3 separate regions of the Homo sapiens genome follow, and regions 2 and 3 are each linked to region 1. The links are chromatin contacts, found by Hi-C or POLR2A ChIA-PET in ENCODE. All regions are on one chromosome and are shown on one strand. Each heading gives the region's core, a stretch centred on a gene start or an enhancer-like site at or near the end of the contact. The rest is flanking DNA. Distances are from core to core; before and after follow the strand shown.

Region 1 (3,648 bases), core at 526-3,025:
GAAATGCCTTAGATATACTGGAGAGAGAAGATGAAAGTTGGAGGTCAAAATCTTTGTGCTTTAGGGTTAAACTGCTCAGATCAATGATAATAATATCACTGATCATTATGTTCCATTGGAAGTTAAACTCTAACGAGTTAAAAATGTTCTCAACCATTTAATTAATTATTCAATGAATTGTTTGTTAACATAGGCAACAAGTACTATATCAATTCTCTCACTTCAGTGGAATGCAATACTCTGGATTCTGATGGGTGTTAATGCTGTCAAACATGCACATCTTAATAAGATTTATTCTTGGCCATCTGTAGATAATGACTTTCTAAATAAAGCTGTTCTTGGAGACAGAAAATATTCAACTCTGATATTTATAGTACTGTCCATATTTATAATCAAGTTGCTTTTTTGTTTAGAATCCTTTGTTTTAGGATGTTAAGCATTTTGGAAAATATTGTGGGGGCACATATAATTATTATTTCTTTAGGGTAAAGTACAGCTAAGCAAGGATAGGCCAAATGTCAAAGAGTGGTCCAGAAGTCAGACTGAGAGTTCAATTTCCTCACCCACTGACCGCACTCACTGAATGCCTCTGAAAAACCATGACTAATCACTTCTTCTTTTCAAGTATCTTATGAGGATATCTTTCTTAAAAGTATTTTATTCAGTTTCAAAAGATTTTTTATTACCTAATGCCTTTTCTCTAACTCAAAACAAATAGTACTTTTCAGTAATCGTTGCCCTTTTCACATCAATCCTTCTCCACATTGGTTGAACAATACTCTTTGGGAAAAAATAAACTGGATAGTACAACATATAGTAAGTTGAATATATAATATCTTCTTCTAATAGGTCTTCACATTTTTGCATCAAACTTGTTGTCTTAAATTCAACATCTTCTTTTGAGTAATAATACTTATGAATAACTTATGGAAAACATTGTTAAAGGTGAAAGTATCATAGAAACAAGAACTCCAGGGCATTTAAATATATCGCGAATGAGGCTTTATAAAGACTATGAATGCTAATTTGTATATCAAATATAAACAGGGTTACTAGTGAAAACAAGGTCCAAATAGGGTAATTCAAAATAGCATATTCATATCTTTTTAAACATCCCTCAGAAAACTATATTTGAAGCAATCAGGATAATCTACATATTTCTTACAAAAATACATTTGTTTTACAAAGAGCAAGATGAGCAATTAAAGTAAAACTATTAAGGATGTTGTAAGTGTCTGGGGCTAAGATTTCAGAATTAGAGTTTGGGATTAAGAAGCAATTTCTTGCATACTAAAGTTGTAAAGGTGTCAATATGAATGTGTGGCTTCCTTGAATAGTGCTCATGTATGCAGAGATCGGTGTTGATAATGCAACTATTATCATTTTTGTGATTTGGTTTGGAAAGGACAGGAAAGGATAATTGTATAAGAGAAGCAATGGTACAAATCAAATGAAAATTCAGATGATCAGCCAGGTCCAAGATGCATGGAGAATGAAGACAGAAACTTGTGAAAGTTTTTGTTTGTTTGTTTGTTTATTTTTAAAAGAGGGATTGATATCTGAGGAAGACCAAGTTACTGGAAGTCTTCAACTTGGAAGTCAAAGAATAAATAGGAAATATGTTTATAGAGAATGTTAGCTAAAATTTTCAGACATTTTAGTTTGCAGGGCATGACAAGATGGAGGGTAAAGCTGTAAGAGTGGGTAGTTGTGAAAGAAATGCAAAGGGAAATTATTGCATTAGTGATCTATTGCTGTGTTACAAATCACAAATTCAGTGGCTTAAGACGATATTAATTATCTCACAGTTTCTGTGAGTCATGAGTCCAGTTACTGCCTAGCTGGATTCTCTTCTTAGGGTCTTACAGTGCTGCAATTAATGTGTTGGCTGGAGTGTGTTCTCATTTGAGATTTGACTGTTGAGGAATCTATTTCCAAGCTCACTCGGATTACTGGAAGAATTTCCTTGCAGTTGTAGGATTGAGGGCTCTGGCCTCTTGTTGGTTGTGAGCTGAAACTGCCTTGAGCTCCTACAGTCAATTCTCATCATTTAGAAGCTATTCGCAGTTCCCAGAGGTCACCTGAAGTTCTTTGCCATATGAGCTTTCCCAACATGGTTTCTTACTTCATCAAACCAGCAAGGAGACATATGCTAGGGTGCCATCCCATCATCTTTGCCATAATCTGTTGGTTAGAAGTAAGTTACAGGCTCGCCCTGTGATTAAAGTTGGGGCGGGGGGTGGATTACACAAAGATGTGAATGCCAGAAAATGGGGATCATGAGTTCACCTTAGAAGCTGTACACCTCAACTGATAAGAGAAAAACTCTCAATATAGTATGACTCTGAAGTTTTCCAACTTAATAGAATGAACCAGTTTCATTCTATTTAGTAATGCAGGGCATTTAGTAAATGCAGGGCAATCACTAAAAAATAACAGAGTACAAAAGTTGACATAGCTGTCTAGTCTGAATCTAAGAAGAGCAGATTTTTATATTTGACTGGTGGAATAAGGCAGGAAACAGCATTTGCCACAGAAAACGAGAACTTAAACCAGGGCTCATGAAACTTGAAAGAATCAGCAGCCTCCACTGCAGAGGCTTCAGGGAAACTGTGGTTAGAACTAAAGAGCAGAGAGATTATTTTGTGAATAGGTTGATATGTGACACATGTTTTTTACCATGGCATGAGTTAGAAAAGCCAGTGGGAAAATGAGATGAAGGACAGCAGAGGGGAATGTAACTTGTAAATGTAAAAGTAGCTTGTGTTACATTTCCATCCATTTCCAGTTCATAAGCATTTTCCTCTATCCTTTCTGTTACTTGTTATATATGTGTCTCTTAAAAATAGCAGGCCTGATGTTTCTGAATCTTATGGCCCTTTAATTATTTGAAGACAAGTTTCACATCTTCTCTCTTTCAGAAAAGGTGTTGTGAGAAAGAGGCTTACTTTTAGTCCAGCATTAAAGGATTTTATATTTTTTATAAAGGATAAATTATTTTAAAAGTCTTAGACAAGGTCTGTCCCCTCCCTGCTGAGCCTGTGCAAACTCTCAGGAGATCCCAGTCACTCTCTCTCCTAATAAGACTTTCTGTCTTCTCTTTCCTAGTTCTTTCTCTCTCTTTCTCAAATTACAGTGTTGCTTTAGGAGGATTGAATATAGAAAGGGTTTGAGGCAAAGGTGGTAAGAAGGATTGTGATGGAGGAGGGAAAGCACAATATTCTCCTTTATTTGTTCCTCCATCTCAAACCTGAGCAGGAAAAACAAAACAAATAAACAAAGCAATGCCAAAACAAAAACCTTTTATTAAAGAGAAGATTACGGAAAGATACCTGTTCTGCATGGTTGGTACTGACAGCTACATCATGAGGGAAAATAATTGCTTTTAAGTCCTTTTCTCTCCCTTCCAAAAAAAGTATACTGGTTCTCAGAAATCCTTGTTAAATAGAGAAGAAAAAAATCGTCTGGTTAGTCAGACTTCAAGGTCAAAGGAGGTATGCCTGGGTGCAACATAAGGAGTTCATATACTGAATGACTCCTTTTAAAATTAGTCTCATTCAAAGTAGCAATTTTCACATAATCATTTGATTAAGTGCTTCAAATAACAAAAATTGGAATGGAATCAACTTCTTAGAAATTTTTTGTTGT
Region 2 (3,648 bases), core at 480-2,979, 510 kb before region 1:
AGCCATAGTCACTCCTTGAGAGTGGCAATTGAGACCTGATTGATTCTTTCAAAGTTTAGACCTTTGCAATCTGGCAGCCACGTCACAAGGTTTTATTTGAGGTACCATTATTTACCATTCAGTTTGTTCTCATTCAAGCTAAATTTTCATTTTCCCTTTGAGACCGGTGTTTCTGCTATTCCAGAAGACGGTTGAGCCCATAGAACAGCTGTATTAGAAACAGAAGAGGTTGGCTCCTCTACTATTTTCCCTTCCTTAGCCAAATTCAAAACAAAATAAAGGTGAATAGAATTTAAGAGTTGCTGATCTAGCCCGGGCATAGTGGCTCACGCCTGTAATCCCAGCACTTTGGGAGGCCAAGGTGGGCGGATCACGAGGTCAGGAGATCGAGACCATCCTGGCTAACACGGTGAAACCCTGTCTCTACTAAAAATACAAAAAAATTAGCCAGGCGTGGTGGCAGGCGCCTGTAGTCCCAGCTACTCGGGAGGCTGAGGCAGGAGAATGGTGAACCTGGGAGGCGGAGCTTGCACTGAGCCACGATCGCGCCACTGCACTCCAGCCTGGGTGACAGAGCGAGACTCCGTCTCAAAAAAAAAAAAAAAAAAAAAAAAAGAATTGCTGATCTCGTGCCACCTGGTACAAAACACATCCAAGTGGATCTTAGCTATCTTTGTGATTTACAGCAGGAAAACAAATTATCCATTCCACCAGCTGAGACAAGCTTTTGCTGAGATTAACCCTTTTCCCAATAATCTAATCCCCTATCAAAAGCTAAATGTAAAACCATCTGTAATATAAGTAGCCTCCAATTGCTGGAGCTAAAACTCTTGTTGATGAAATTACTAAGGCTCTGTCAAGAGCCTCAATCTTCTCCAAGAGCCTACATAACATAAAATAGTTAATTCTCAGGTTATATTTAGATTTTGTTTTATTGTAAACACAGATTTATGTATGTGTTAACGCAAGGATCAGACAATCAACTCTTTTTATTCATGTCATTTACCCTTTAAGACTTTTTTTGGAATATACCTACATGTAAAATAAGAAGGAGAAGGTCCTGGATTACTATGAATTACCTACAAAGTGATGATTTCCTCAAAGACAATTGATGCGGGCTATGTTGACACCTCATAGATATGATAGTACATGGCTTACAAAATTAAATATACTTGCAAAATGAAGATAGTTTCTACTAATAAATATGCTAATTTAACATTTAGTCCATAATTCTACAGTGCTTCACTGGCCAAACACCTACTAGCTAAAAGTAAATGAAAGTTTGCTTCTATAAATATTGTGAAAGCTTGCGTATCTCCTTTTTTTCCCTTATGGGCTTTGGGCTAATATTTTGAACACAGATCTTTAATACTTGAGCTACAGTGTATAAAATATAGCTTATTTAAGATACCAATCTGTCATTTGATTTTACAAATTGATTTAAAAGGAATGAGATTGCATCTATGCAAATGTCAAGTTTTACCTATTACATATGAGTGTGTAATTTAGAACTTTGAAGTTCAGATTTTTCAAAAATGTAATGCATGGTTTATCAAGGCCTAAATCCCATTTTGAAGCCAAACCTCATTTTTGGTCAGTGGCCATTGGCAATTTGTCTTTGTGCTGGCAGGTGTGTCTGTGTTCTGGGCTGGAGCTTAGATACAGTTTCTTGTGCTCATGCATCTCATCACCACGGCAACCAACACTCTGGTGCTTCAGTCACCACACACAGGACATGCAAAGGGGACAGTGCTCTCGTTTGAAATAATAGCATTGTTGGAGTCACTAGAGACAAACAAGAGGAACTCCACTTCCGCAGGAAGCATGCATCTGGCCACAGTTCATTTCACTCTGTACCTTCCAGGGGAATGCACCAACATTCAGTCATTCACAGTTTAGAGAGGAGGAGAAAGAGGCATAGAGAGAGAATGGAAAATAATAAGCGAAAATGAAACTGGGCTTTCATTTTGTTCTTCTCTCTGAGGGCCATCTACTTTCCTCCTTATATTTTTCTTAGTTGCAGAGAGATTAACATTTAACACAGATTTAAGCAATCTATCCTGGAATTATTTCCTGAGTGAATTTCTGGTACTGGCAGTAATAAACTACAGTTGCTGGTTTCAAACATTTCTGGGAAGAAAATGAATCAGATTAGGAGTATCAAATTTTAACTTCTGGATTCCCTTGTGCTCTTGCCATTGAGCGGTAGGAACCTGTCAAAGGATGTGTTAGTTCAGCTGTTGGACAAAAAGGTAGGACAACAGAGACTTGTGTCCCCCTGGAAGTTGTGCTGTTAGCTAATAGCACGCTTTTTTCACTCTCCTGCTCGGCTCATCATTTTGTCATCCCAACCCTGCTACTGCTGTTGGTATATGCCATGGCCTCCTGCCAACCTACCAGCCTTCGATCCTTCAGTTCCGACAGGTCTCACACTCTGAGCCATGCCTCCTACCTGAGGGACAGTGCCGTGATGGATGACTCAGTTGTGATTCCCAGTCACCAGGTATGTGACATTTTGCCTTCATGTCTTTGCTTTCTGGAGAGCTTTGTAACATTATTGGATGCTAGAAATGTCCTGAGAAAGTTTTTAATCCCCCCAAAATCATTCCCAATTCAGTTGAGAAGCTAGGATAAGAGATTTGAGGGTTTTCCTAAAACATGAAAAATGTTCACTAGATTTTTTCAATGAGCAGTGTTTTTCTGAAAAAGCATACTGCTTATTTCTTCAGCTATACTGAATTCTTCTGTGGAGATTATATATGAACATTATATTTTTAAAATAAAATCTCCATTAAAGGAAAAAGTGAAGTAGGATGCATTTAAGGTATAAGATGAATGGTACAGGTTAAGTTATATCTTTCAATATTTAAAATTGTTAGCTATGAGAAAGGCTTAAAATTTATTCTGGAATATTTTAATTTTAGTTATGATTTTATCACTTTTGGTGGATTGGGTATAGGGAAATAGATGGATACCTACTGTCTTCAAAGACAATTACACGAATGTAATCTTATATAATCTATTTAAATAATGCAGTTTAAAAGAGAATGCATTTTAAAAGATTCATTGTAAATACATTGGTTTTATATTTTAAGTGTAAGTTTTTCTAGGTTATACCACTTTCCAGTGATGACACTTTTTATATTTTGTTATATTTTACTTTAATTGAAGCAAAGTGTGTTTATTCAATCCAGTGTTCTTTGTGTTTAGGTGTCAACTCTAGCCAAGGAGGCAGAAAGGAATTCTTATCGCCTAAGCTGGGGCACTGAGAACTTAGACAACGTGGCTCTTTCTTCTAGTCCTATTCATTCAGGGTGAGTAAATCAATATTATGTATCCTGATCAAGAGGTAAAAAGAGATGGGAGTGAAAACAACAGCTTTGTCCAGTAGCTTTAGCTGGTGGCTAGCTTTACAGTGGAGGTGCCCTTTGTTTAAACTTGTAAATAACATTGCTTTATCCAACATGGACTCTATATCTACAACAACAAACCAGCAAAAAAGATTGAATTCAGCATTAAAAAAACTGACTATTGTTTTAAAACAACTAGTAGAATTGCGTCAAACAGCTTGCTACCTAACTGGAATATACTAGTGGCCTTCCTACTATTCACGTACTGTCTTTAAGACATCCTAAAAAGAGGGGCTGA
Region 3 (3,648 bases), core at 644-3,143, 470 kb before region 1:
GTCATTAGGTGAAGACCCAGGTTTAGCCCCTGAACCCCTTCCCACTGTCAAGGCCACATCTCCTTTGATAGAAGAAACTCCCATTGGTTCCATAAAGGACAAAGTAAAGGCCCTTCAGAAGCGAGTGGAAGATGAACAGAAAGGTCGAAGCAAGTTGCCCATCAGAGTCAAAGGCAAGGAGGACGTGCCAAAAAAGACCACCCACAGGCCACATCCAGCTGCGTCACCCTCTCTGAAGTCAGAGAGACATGCGCCAGGGTCTCCCTCCCCTAAAACAGAAAGACACTCTACTCTTTCCTCTTCCGCAAAAACTGAAAGGCACCCTCCAGTATCACCATCAAGTAAAACTGAGAAACACTCACCTGTGTCACCCTCTGCAAAAACGGAAAGACATTCACCTGCGTCATCATCGAGTAAAACTGAGAAACACTCACCTGTATCACCCTCGACAAAAACTGAAAGGCACTCTCCTGTGTCATCTACAAAAACAGAAAGACACCCACCTGTTTCGCCTTCAGGCAAAACAGACAAACGTCCACCTGTATCGCCCTCCGGGAGGACAGAAAAACACCCGCCAGTATCGCCTGGGAGAACAGAAAAACGCTTGCCTGTTTCACCCTCCGGAAGAACGGACAAGCACCAACCTGTATCAACAGCTGGGAAAACTGAGAAGCACCTGCCTGTGTCACCTTCTGGCAAAACAGAAAAGCAACCACCTGTATCCCCCACTTCAAAAACAGAGAGGATTGAGGAAACCATGTCTGTTCGGGAGCTGATGAAGGCTTTCCAGTCAGGTCAGGACCCTTCTAAACATAAAACTGGACTCTTTGAGCACAAATCAGCAAAACAAAAGCAGCCACAAGAGAAAGGTAAAGTTCGGGTAGAAAAAGAAAAGGGGCCGATACTAACCCAGAGAGAAGCTCAGAAAACAGAGAATCAGACAATCAAACGAGGCCAGAGACTCCCGGTAACGGGCACAGCAGAATCCAAAAGAGGAGTTCGTGTTTCCTCCATAGGAGTTAAGAAAGAAGATGCAGCTGGAGGAAAGGAGAAAGTTCTCAGCCACAAAATACCTGAACCTGTTCAGTCAGTGCCTGAAGAAGAAAGCCACAGAGAGAGCGAAGTGCCCAAAGAAAAGATGGCTGATGAGCAGGGAGACATGGATCTACAGATCAGCCCAGATAGGAAAACCTCCACTGACTTCTCTGAGGTCATTAAGCAAGAGTTGGAAGACAATGACAAATACCAACAATTCCGCCTGAGTGAGGAGACAGAAAAGGCACAGCTTCACTTAGACCAAGTACTCACTAGTCCTTTCAACACAACATTTCCACTCGACTACATGAAAGATGAGTTCCTTCCAGCTCTGTCTTTACAAAGCGGTGCTTTAGATGGCAGTTCTGAAAGCCTAAAGAATGAGGGGGTAGCCGGCTCTCCGTGTGGCAGCCTGATGGAGGGGACCCCTCAGATTAGTTCAGAAGAAAGCTATAAGCATGAAGGCCTAGCAGAGACCCCTGAGACGAGCCCAGAAAGCCTTTCTTTCTCACCAAAGAAAAGTGAGGAGCAAACTGGGGAAACAAAGGAAAGCACCAAGACAGAAACCACCACAGAAATTCGTTCAGAAAAAGAGCATCCCACGACCAAAGACATTACTGGTGGCTCTGAAGAGCGAGGTGCCACAGTCACTGAGGACTCAGAGACCTCTACTGAGAGTTTTCAGAAAGAGGCCACTCTAGGCTCTCCCAAAGACACAAGCCCTAAAAGACAAGATGATTGCACAGGCAGCTGTAGTGTAGCATTAGCTAAAGAGACACCTACAGGACTGACTGAGGAGGCAGCCTGTGATGAAGGTCAACGTACCTTTGGTAGTTCAGCCCACAAGACACAAACTGATAGTGAGGTTCAAGAATCCACAGCCACCTCAGACGAGACAAAGGCCTTGCCGCTGCCTGAGGCTTCTGTAAAGACAGATACAGGAACTGAATCAAAACCTCAGGGAGTCATTAGAAGTCCCCAAGGGTTAGAACTTGCACTCCCTAGCCGAGATAGCGAAGTCCTCAGCGCTGTGGCTGATGACTCATTAGCAGTGAGCCACAAAGACTCTCTGGAAGCCAGCCCTGTGCTAGAAGATAACTCTTCACACAAAACCCCTGATTCTCTGGAGCCAAGTCCTCTGAAAGAATCCCCTTGCCGTGACTCTCTGGAAAGCAGCCCTGTTGAACCAAAGATGAAGGCTGGAATTTTTCCAAGTCACTTTCCTCTTCCTGCAGCTGTTGCCAAAACAGAACTCTTGACGGAAGTGGCCTCTGTGCGGTCCCGGCTACTCCGAGACCCTGATGGCAGTGCTGAGGATGACAGTCTTGAGCAGACATCGCTCATGGAGAGCTCAGGGAAGAGCCCCCTTTCTCCTGACACCCCCAGCTCTGAAGAAGTCAGCTATGAGGTTACACCCAAAACCACAGATGTAAGTACACCAAAACCAGCTGTGATTCATGAATGTGCAGAGGAGGATGATTCAGAAAACGGGGAGAAAAAGAGGTTCACACCTGAAGAGGAGATGTTTAAAATGGTAACCAAAATCAAAATGTTTGATGAACTTGAACAAGAAGCAAAGCAGAAAAGGGACTACAAAAAAGAACCCAAACAAGAAGAATCTTCTTCATCTTCTGACCCAGATGCTGACTGTTCAGTAGATGTGGATGAACCAAAACATACAGGCAGTGGGGAGGATGAAAGTGGTGTCCCTGTGTTAGTAACTTCGGAGAGCAGGAAGGTGTCTTCCTCCTCAGAAAGTGAACCTGAGTTGGCACAGCTTAAAAAAGGTGCTGACTCAGGCCTTTTACCAGAACCAGTGATTCGAGTACAACCTCCTTCTCCACTTCCATCAAGCATGGACTCCAATTCCAGTCCAGAAGAAGTACAATTCCAGCCTGTCGTTTCCAAACAATATACTTTCAAGATGAATGAAGATACTCAGGAAGAGCCAGGCAAATCAGAAGAAGAAAAAGATTCTGAATCCCATTTAGCTGAAGACCGTCATGCTGTTTCCACTGAGGCTGAAGACAGGTCTTATGATAAGCTAAACAGAGACACTGATCAGCCAAAAATCTGTGATGGCCATGGATGTGAGGCCATGAGTCCTAGCAGCTCAGCTGCTCCTGTCTCTTCAGGTCTACAGAGTCCGACTGGTGATGATGTTGATGAACAGCCAGTCATCTATAAAGAATCATTAGCTCTCCAAGGCACTCATGAAAAAGACACAGAGGGAGAAGAGCTTGATGTTTCTAGAGCAGAATCTCCACAAGCAGATTGCCCCAGTGAAAGCTTTTCATCTTCATCCTCTTTGCCTCATTGTTTGGTATCTGAAGGAAAAGAATTAGATGAAGACATATCTGCCACATCTTCTATTCAAAAAACAGAGGTCACAAAAACTGATGAAACATTTGAGAACTTACCAAAGGACTGCCCCTCTCAAGACTCATCCATTACTACTCAAACAGATAGATTTTCCATGGATGTTCCCGTGTCTGACCTAGCTGAGAATGATGAAATCTATGATCCACAAATCACTAGCCCTTATGAAAATGTCCCTTCCCAATCTTTTTTCTCTAGTGAAGAAAGCAAAACCCAAACAGATGCAAATCACAC

The links. Hi-C counts contacts between places; a loop is a spot of excess contacts on that map. ChIA-PET counts read pairs that join two places held with the same protein, here RNA polymerase II (POLR2A). Pooled maps may share reads with other maps.
Region 2: a map with no recorded cell type shows a loop between it and region 1 (6-fold over the local background). The contact joins two enhancer-like sites. A Hi-C loop is called at or near these places in 2 of 37 single-sample maps with no recorded cell type and 4 of 50 pooled maps.
Region 3: a map with no recorded cell type shows a loop between it and region 1 (10-fold over the local background). The contact joins two enhancer-like sites. A Hi-C loop is called at or near these places in 5 of 37 single-sample maps with no recorded cell type and 9 of 50 pooled maps. POLR2A ChIA-PET finds 5 or more read pairs at or near these places in 3 of 52 experiments (AG04449, CD4-positive, alpha-beta T cell and OCI-LY7).

Annotation. Positions count from the first base shown.
Region 1 is chr4:113,822,841-113,826,488 of GRCh38, forward strand. No RefSeq gene overlaps it. Among named protein-coding and RNA genes, the nearest start is that of CAMK2D, 63 kb to the left of the region's middle. Within about 2 kb of position 1,776, at least 2 of the 41 ENCODE cell types and tissues checked have a DNase peak (open chromatin) inside an H3K27ac peak, as active enhancers do.
Region 2 is chr4:113,315,307-113,318,954 of GRCh38, forward strand. ANK2 (ankyrin 2) reads left to right here. Exons shown (of 46, transcript NM_001148.6): 25 at 2,401-2,503; 26 at 3,211-3,314. Among named protein-coding and RNA genes, the nearest start is that of MIR8082, 160 kb to the left of the region's middle. RefSeq lists an enhancer at 1,861-1,940. Within about 2 kb of position 1,730, at least 2 of the 41 ENCODE cell types and tissues checked have a DNase peak (open chromatin) inside an H3K27ac peak, as active enhancers do.
Region 3 is chr4:113,353,823-113,357,470 of GRCh38, forward strand. It overlaps ANK2 (ankyrin 2), which reads left to right. Exons shown (of 46, transcript NM_001148.6): 38 at 1-3,648. Among named protein-coding and RNA genes, the nearest start is that of MIR8082, 200 kb to the left of the region's middle. RefSeq lists enhancers at 1-1,152, 1,582-2,781, 2,129-2,348. Within about 2 kb of position 1,894, at least 12 of the 41 ENCODE cell types and tissues checked have a DNase peak (open chromatin) inside an H3K27ac peak, as active enhancers do.